Linked DNA regions of Homo sapiens: region 2 is linked to region 1. The links are chromatin loops, found by intact Hi-C in ENCODE. Cell type or tissue: Calu3. All regions are shown on one strand. Links, peaks and the distances in the headings refer to the core of each region. The heading gives the core; the rest is flanking DNA.

Region 1 (4,401 bases), core at 336-4,335:
CTTGCCACCCTGGCCTCTGGCCCTTCAGCATCTCCCAGACACTAGAGTCCTTGCCCGGGCTGCTCCCTCTGCGAGGTGGCCCATTCCCTAGTGAGCTTTGACACTCATTCCTTCGCCTCCTCCAGCCCTTTGCTCAAACATCGCCTTCTCATGGAGCAGTTTTCTGGCCAACTTATTTAAATGTTCAATTCCCTCCCTTATCCCTAGACACTTCTTGTCGCCTTCCCTAATTTATTTTTTTCCCAGAGTAATTATTATCATCTAGCATATCACATATTTTACTCATTTACTTCTTTTATTTTCCATTTCACTCATCTTAAATGTAGGCTTCATGAGGGAAAGAATTTCTTTCTTTTTTTTGAGACAAGGTCTCACTCTGTCATCCAGGCTGGAGTGCAGTGGTGTGATCACACCTCACTGCAGCCTCAACCTCTTAGGTTCAAGTGATTCTCCCACCTCACCCTCCTGAGTAACTGGGACTAAATGCATGTGCCACCACACCGGCTAATTTTTTATTTTTTATAGAGGTGGCATCTCACTATGTTGCCCAGGCTGGTCTTGAACTCCTAGGCTCAAGTGATCCTCCTGCATTGGCCTCCCAAAGTGAAGAATTTCTTTTTTCTTTATTTTTTTCTGCTGAAACCCTTGGACTTAGAAAAATCCTTGGCACATCATAGGCTTTCAGTAAATATTAGTTAGATAAATAAGGCTGGGTAATTTATTAGAGAAGCTTCAAAGTTAATATCTGTAAGTTTTATATCTCAGGCTGGTTAGACTCCCAATAAAGCACTTTCCCTAACTCCGGCAGAGTGGTGAAGCCCTGGCTATCCAGTGAGTTCTGGGAATCCACTGGAAAAAGAGGGCTGAGTCCTCACTACAAAGTGCACATCATTCACTTAATTCTCAATTGTGCCAGACACCCTCTGTTTTAGTGTCCCCAGAGACCTCCCATCTTTGGTTGGATAGGAGAAGGACAGTCTTCTGGCTGAGTGTGGTGGGAGAAGGAACCCAGAGGTCAATGGCGTTTGAAACAGACTTTCAGCCAATCTTCCACATTTTAGGTGCATCTCACTCCCACTTCAGAGGTACCCTGTGTTGTCAGCTCCTGAGGCACTGGTGGACTCTGCAGTCTAGGTTTTGCTGATGCCTAAGTTCCCCTGTTACCTATTAATATTCCCTTTTCTATAAATCCTTTACCACTCACTCAATTGCTTTTCAGACTCCTAAGTTTTATTGCTGTTTTATCCCCACTATTCTTCCCTTCCTTGTGAGCATATGCCTTTAACAAATCCTTTCGCTGTTATTTAATTGAGATTTCAGGAGAGGATGGCATAGATGTGTGATCATCCCATCATCTTCACTACAGATGTCCCATGCTTACTATCATTTGGGGTCTTATGGATCAATACATTGATCCATTGTGTATTCTGTGTGTCTACTGAGTTTTTAACTTGAACTTTAGGAGAAACTATGTTCCAAATTATACTTAAATTATGACTGGCCACATTTCCATTTATGAGTAACACCTCACAATTGAAGATTGCTTTAAGTTGCATGGGCATTTTTGAATTCACCTAACTTAATCCTGTGAGGTAAATGAAGATCTGAGACTCAGAAAAATTGCCACAATATACCCAAGACCAACACAGCCAGTCAGTGGTGGGCCTAGCTCTCGAACATGTCTTCTGGCTTCTGACTAAACCATGTGGTCTCTCTTTGTCATGTTGCCTTTCTTCCTACAAAGAAGACAAATTAGGAAAATGTGTTTCTTTTCATAAATGTGACACAGCACAGAAAGCTTGCTGAAAAAATAGTCACATTCCTGAAACAATCTTGGAAGCCTCCCCACTCTGGTCTTGTGCAGGGAACATGTTTTGCTAGCCCATCAGGCTGGCCACATCTCTCCAGGCTTGCTGGTCTAGAATGCATTGTTGGTACCACCTCTCCCACTTTGGGGCCTATTGATAATATGTCTTAAGCTGAAAATCTTTCCTCTTGATCTCTGAGGTCCTTCCTTGGTCTCAGTACCTTCTGAAATCCCACAGAAAGCTTCTCCCCCCAGTCCCCATGATGCTCTCACATCTTTGCTCCCTCAAGGAGATCTGCACATCTGTTTCCCATGATTGTGAACTATGAGAAGTTGTCAGGGCCTTTCAATCAGTATAACAGCCTATAAAAGCTCGCTGTATTTTCAGTTTTACTAAATATTTCTATAATTCAAAAATTATGGAAATGGATAACGTTTCTCTTCTTTGGGAATATATTTAACAGCTGTGTGTGCACCAGATGCAAATGAATATATAGAAATAAATTGTGCATTTTATAGACTGCACTTCATATTAACTTGCTTCCCCTTCGGATACCTCAGGCCATGCTCCTGCCAGAATGCCGAAGACACTGGAGCACTTTCCAGGGGGCTGTCTGTTTCTTAGTTCCATGGAGAGAACAGGTAAGGTTCCACCCAAGCAATCTATGAATAAAAGCACAACTCCTCCTGCCTAAGCCAGTGTTTCTTGAGCTGAGGAGCAAATTGCAAAAGGTAGGTCTGACATTAGGAATTGTGTAAAATTGGTTAAGTTCTACCTCCCTAACTGTAGTTCACAGTTAGAGAATGGAACTATTTATCCAGCAGAATTTACTCAAGATTAAATGTGACCACTTAGGTTCCCGGCAGATAGATCAATAACTATGTGGTGTGCAGCGGTCATGCTTTTTTTGATTGCCCAACCTCTGAATCAGAAGTGGAAAAGCCAGTCTTTGCTCTTCCTAACATCTGGCAACTACTATGCAGACACAGGATTTGAAAAAGCGCCAATTGGTTATCTAGCCCAGGACTTTACATTTGAAGAAGTGATAAAACAAACAAGCAAACAAACAAGGGCAGTTGCAGAATTCCATTTGGTAGAGCAGTGGCCTCCAGGGTCCTGGCCACGGGGTGGAGTCTAGTGTCCTCCAGCAGTGGCTGTGGCTTCTGACCAGCCCATCTCTACTTGCATCCCTCTGAGCTTCCTTTTCCATTTCTGAGTCAGTTTTGCTGGCCTTCCCACCCTTCTGTGAACTACCCAGCAGCCCCTTGATAAGTTCATTTTTGGATTAGGATAACTTAAAATAGGCAAATTCTCATTTAGGATTGAGAACACTGATTGTTAGGAAATATAATTTTACTTGCTTTCTAGAGTTTTGGGACTCCTTCCATGTGCATCACAGAACATTATAGAGACCAGAGACATAGGCTGTATGAACTGGGTACACCTTCTCATAACCTCCCTACTGTTCTAGTCCTCATGCTCCCAATTATCCGGCTTATGAAGGCAAGATCCAGGCTGGGGAATGACCCCAAACAGTCAGGGGTCATCGTAACAATTGGGGTTGCCTGGATCCAACTGTGACTGGGGATTTTTTAAGAATCCTGTGATTAATAAAGGTTGGAGGAATACTCAGGAGACCATCGGAGGGAAAAACCACAGTTCCCATGGCCGGGTGTCCCAGACAAATGGGAATACACAGAAGGGCTCCCGCTATCAGCCCTGCATCATCAGCAGCCACTCCAGTTCCCGAGAGAGATAAGCGAGAACTCAATTGGTGATTTCACTCTGCCAATTTCTAGAGCTATGCTTCACATGAGGAGACAATACACACTTCCGTCCTACAACTGCCTTGAGTGAAATCCCAGCTCTGCCACTTACCACCAATAGGGCTTTGGGCAAGTTATTCAAAGTCTCAGTGTTCTTATTTCCACATTGTGAAATGGGGATAATAATGGCAGCTACTTCATAAAGCCGTTGTGAGGAGTAAATAAGTCCAAACATTTCAAGGTCTTAAAACAGGGCCCGGCCCAGCATAGGCACTCAGTATTTATTAATGGTAGTATTATTTTTTTAAAAAATGCTAGTTGCCAAATAAATGGTGCTTGTAGCCTAAGGAGAATGAGTAAAGTAACTGAAGTTACCTTACAAGATTACTTTAAAGTCATTACAAGAACTACTAACTGTCGTATAATGGCCTGCATCTCACAAAGAACTTTTTTTTTTTACAAGACTCGTAGTTAAGAGTGTCAGTCATGGCATCAGACGAACTCAGGCTCAAATCCAAATCTTTTACTTCGTAGTCAGGTGAATCTGGGCAACCCCTAAGCCTCAGTTTACACATCTATGGTACAAGGTTAATAATATTTCTCTCTTGGGCCTATGTTGAGGACTAAATTAGATAATAGGCACAAACAGCTTTACTCAGTGTCTGACACATGGGAAGCACCCACTAAATGATTGTCATCATTTTCACAACAATTCTGTGAGGCCCTAGGTTTTTAATTCTCATTTTCAAGATGAGGACCTTAAGGCTCAGAAGAGAATAGTAACTTCTCCAAGATCTTGTTGTCTGTAAAAGACGGAAAACGGGCCA
Region 2 (4,401 bases), core at 153-4,152, 260 kb after region 1:
TATTTATTTGTTTGTTTTGAGAGTTTGAAACAGGCACAGAAGGGCAAGAAGAACCTGTACCAGGGAGCTTGCAGATAACAATGAAATGAATGCTGCCTAACTCAAGCACAATCTTGGCAGAGGCACAAGGTGACACAGAACCACTTAGAGCAGGCTGTTGTAATTAGTGAGATGTGTTTTCAAGGTGGAAACAGCCCACATGTGGAACGCTAGCCAGTCACCCCTCCCAGTCCAGACTTGGCCCCCCTGAGATACAGAGCTCTGCCGAGTAGAGCCAACTACACTGGTGTCCTGTGGCTGAGAAAGACAATCTTTTGTCTATATTTTCTAGTTACCAGTTTTCCCAAATTCCTCAAGTATCTTTGGTTCTTTGGGTGCTTTCTCCTTCAAAAGGCCTTGGGAATAACTTTTTCAGACTGAATTTCCCAGAGGTTGGGAGGATGAGCTGAAAAGCTGCACCCTGTCTCAGTTAACTATAACTACATACACTTGTATACTCTGCCCACAACTCCCTTTTGAGAGTCATAATTTATTAAACACAACAACATATAGGCATTCTCATTTTGCTCCCACCACCCCTCCCCCCCAAAAAAATTGGGAAGCATGGGAAAACTTTCTTAGGATTGAGTGTTCCTGCTTTTATAGAGGAGGCAGAAGCTGAGGTTAAATAGGACAATTGCTACTTTTGTCTGGATAAGTCCCTTTGAGTTGTTTACAAACGCCACCTACTGTTCTCTTTTAAGCAAACTTACTAAAGACTGTTTTTCACATTTCTAGCTCCAAAGGTATGTGAAGCCTGCAAAAATAAAAATGATGATGACAACGACATAATGGAAACGCTTTGTAAAAATGATTTTGGTAAGTAATACAACAACAACAACAGATTTCACATTCAGAAGTTTTATTTACCAGTAAAACTTCAAGGTGCAAATCATTATGATGTTGCTAGATAAAGGTTGGGTAAAACACCATTATAGCTCATGTATCCCAAAATCATCTAACTTGATCTATCCTAGTTTCCTCCTTATGTAACTGTCTAGCATTGAGTTGTATCTTGTTAGGTGAGACTCATTGTTCTGTTAAGCCAATAATCAAATAATGAAAATTATTCAGATTATCAATTTCCAGTGGCACATTTTAAATCCCTTTTTTTTTTTTTTTTTTTTTGCCGACAGGCATAATCCCGAGTTCTATTTTCTTTTGATTACTTAACATGTGCACCAGGGATGGAAGTGTAAATATTAGCCCCAGCCAAACAGATTCAAGGCTTTAAATTGGCCACAAATAAAAATATTTTTACTTTCTTTATAACCCATAATGATTTTAAACCTCTGTGTTCTACCATTAGTGAATATATCCAAGGCACTGATTAATAATTTGTCAAGGAGGGGTTCCTTAAGTTGAAAAAGAAGAGTGGCTTACTGAGAAGACACCTAACATGGAACACCTAACAACCTTAAAACACCATCTTAAAATCCCTTTTAAAAGGTTTTTGTAAATTTTGTATGACTAAGTCTAGACACATTTGCCACAGTTTCGAAAATAGTTTTAAAAAGGAAAAAAAAAGCTTAGAAATTTACTTTAGCAAGATACATGATAGATCACATGGTGTTTGGGGACAATAAAAAACACATGTGATATGTTCCATAAGTTGCAAGTCACTCCCCTGAAGACAGGATTATAAGGGGAAAGAGAGCTGGGGCTTTGTCTACATGGAACTCTACCAGCACCTCATCTGCTGACTTCAGGGCTCTCAGGTCAGAAGAGGAGCCCAGCTAGACACAGGATCAATGCTAAATTCAGAGTTGGGAATGACCAGGAACTTCACCCAGAGGCATTCTTGCTTTTATCCTTTTCCAAGGGCAGGTACCTTTTGGTGTGTTGGAATTATTGGTACCTTTTAAAAAAGTATTTATTCAGGCACAAGGCTGAACTTACTCATAAGCAGATATGTTCCCTGCTCTGTCAATCAATAATGGAGTCTAATAGACCCATATTAACACTTCTACATATTCAACATAGTCCTCGAGACTGAGGGAAATCACTCCAGCTCTCACTCTCCTTACCTTGCCATCCCAGAAATCTCAGGCCTGGTCAGGTCCCTAAAACTCTGGAACCATCCAATCCCTGCTCTTTGACAACTCCAGGTCTCTTCCAGAAAGTGTCCTGGGTTTAACTCTGACTGGTCCCAGAACTACCATAGTCCCGGTGTTGGGAAAGGCTTCACACTGCTGAGGAAAGAGAAAGAAGGGAGGTAGCTCAAAGTCCTTAGCAACTTTTCCCCTCAGGAGGAGCCACAAATGGGGCTGACGGGGTTTCATATGCCTGTTTTCAAATGTATACAACCCTCAAACTGGCTAAGAGCCAGGCATGTTAGCAGCAGATAATTCCAAATCACCAGAGCCTTACCAAAACACAGTTCTCAGCCCCCATGCTACATCACTTCATTAAGGGCAAGATAGAAAAATATCATTTTATAAAATTTCTATTAAAAAGCCTATAAAATATCATGTTCTTCTGGCAGTTTATATCCTTTGCACTGCACATAAAACAGATCCTTCCTGACTTCCATGAAAAGTTGATTGTTACACTGTGGAGCTCCATAACAATTGGCTTTGGGAAACATGCACACACACCTATTACTTGCTTGCTTTGTGGCTGACCTTACAGAAGACCCCCTTTCTAAGGATGCCCTATCAAGACATGAGCCAAAACATGGATGCCTGTGTGCCTTAGTGTGCTCCCTCCTTACAGAGAGAAAGCCTTTCAAAACAACACAGAAGTTATCACACTTAAGGTATCACATGCATAGATACCTCACAAGCTTTGTTTTCTATTTCTTCACTCTTTTTGACCCATAGAGGGATAATGAAGCAGAATTTTAAGAACTGCATCATAAGATTATTGGTTTATAAGCACTATTCCATCTTGCCTCTGTTCTTTGTGAATAATGGAAAAGTAGGAGGAACAAGCATAGAAATCTGATTTATTTGACTTGACTACTCTGGGAAGGCATCACCTCTTCCCTACTGTGCTCCTGAAGTACAAGGGAAATTCAGTGGTGCAAGTACTGGTGAATAAAAAATGGTTCAGAACTACCTTCCTATATATACAACCTATTGTAGGACCAGAAAGTATCATCACCTCTGCCTGCGATCACATCCTGCATCCTCAGTCACATCCTCCAGGACAGGAAAGGTTATGTGGGGGATTCAATTCTCTCTGTTTGGGCCTAGCTGAAAATCCAGGGAGAAAATCCCTAATGTTTTCTCATGATAAACATTTGCAAAATTAGTTATTTTAGAGCTAGACAAAGATGACTAAAAAATCTTCCTCCTGGTTAAAAGTGATGGTTTTTTCTGATGTTTGGAGCTTGAGAATGTTTCATTTGGCCAGGTGAAATCTTATATATGCCCTACCTGTACTACAGACAAGGCTCCCAGGTAAAGTGTAATCAGTCCATTTCTCCCACCATGGTGAGGTCTATCCAACACCCTACTCCCAATGCAGAGGACACAAAAGCATGAAACATTTCCACAAGTATGGCTTATTCCACGACTTGAGTCTCAAAAACTGAGAATTCAGTACCACAGTTCAGATGCATATCATACCAGACAAAACCATGGTTGGCCAAGTCATAGCATTTTTGATTTACCTGCTAGAGATTCTATAATTTCCTGGTTGACTAGAAAGCCATACTCAGTCAAATTCCCATTCTGATATTTAAAAAAAAAAAAAAGAAAATCTCAAAAACAGTTGTACGCAACACAGAAAAATCTTCCTCTATTACTAATTTAAACATAGATTAAACTCCATCAAAGTCAGGAAGTCATACTTACACATCATCTATACAGAATAGCTGTCAGGGGCACACAGGGTCTTAGGACACATTGCAGCTGGGCAAGTTTATGCTGCAACCACTACAAAAACATGGACATTGCCTCAAGACACCACAGTGGTATTACAGGAGGAGGTTTGGCAACTGGAGTTCTAGCAAACAACCTAAACTGGGTGACCTCATGCAAGTCACTAAACTTCTCTGGATTTAAGATTCTTTGTGTATTAACAAGCAATTTTAATGGGATGATCCCTTCTAACCTTAAAATTCTATTCTTTTCCTGCTTTCATGGAGTCTTGAAATTTAATTCCAGCATACACGTTTGTAGGGCTTTCTTTCCCAGAGCATACTGTTCATGACTATAAAACGTGTCCTTTATAGTAAACCACTTACTTTTGGTCTTCGCATTCTAACGAGTCTACATATACATTTTGGAAACAGTACATATATGATCCGTAAACGCCTTGGCCTTGGACTGGCAAATGAGAGCATATAAGGATGAGGTCTTCAGAAAAACACTTTTATGACTAACCACGTTGTGCTGTTAAAAAGAGACTTGCATA

What was found. Peaks named below come from ENCODE experiments on the same cell type or tissue, not always from the same donor. Only the 100,000 strongest peaks of a DNase experiment are listed, where the experiment ranks them.
Region 2: a loop joins it to region 1, with 4 times the contacts of the local background. A loop is called at or near these places in 5 of 110 quality-filtered maps.

What each region holds. Positions count from the first base shown.
Region 1 is chr4:154,042,719-154,047,119 of GRCh38, reverse strand. The region is part of intron 9 of LOC101927947 (a long non-coding RNA gene); the gene reads right to left. Among named protein-coding and RNA genes, the nearest start is that of SFRP2, 260 kb to the right of the region's middle. In Calu3, for the core only: no CTCF peak of the experiment used is centred there; a DNase peak (open chromatin) is centred at 2,739.
Region 2 is chr4:153,782,321-153,786,721 of GRCh38, reverse strand. SFRP2 (secreted frizzled related protein 2) reads left to right here. Exons shown (of 3, transcript NM_003013.3): 2 at 778-858. Among named protein-coding and RNA genes, the nearest start is that of SFRP2, 4.6 kb to the left of the region's middle. In Calu3, for the core only: no CTCF peak of the experiment used is centred there; no DNase peak of the experiment used is centred there.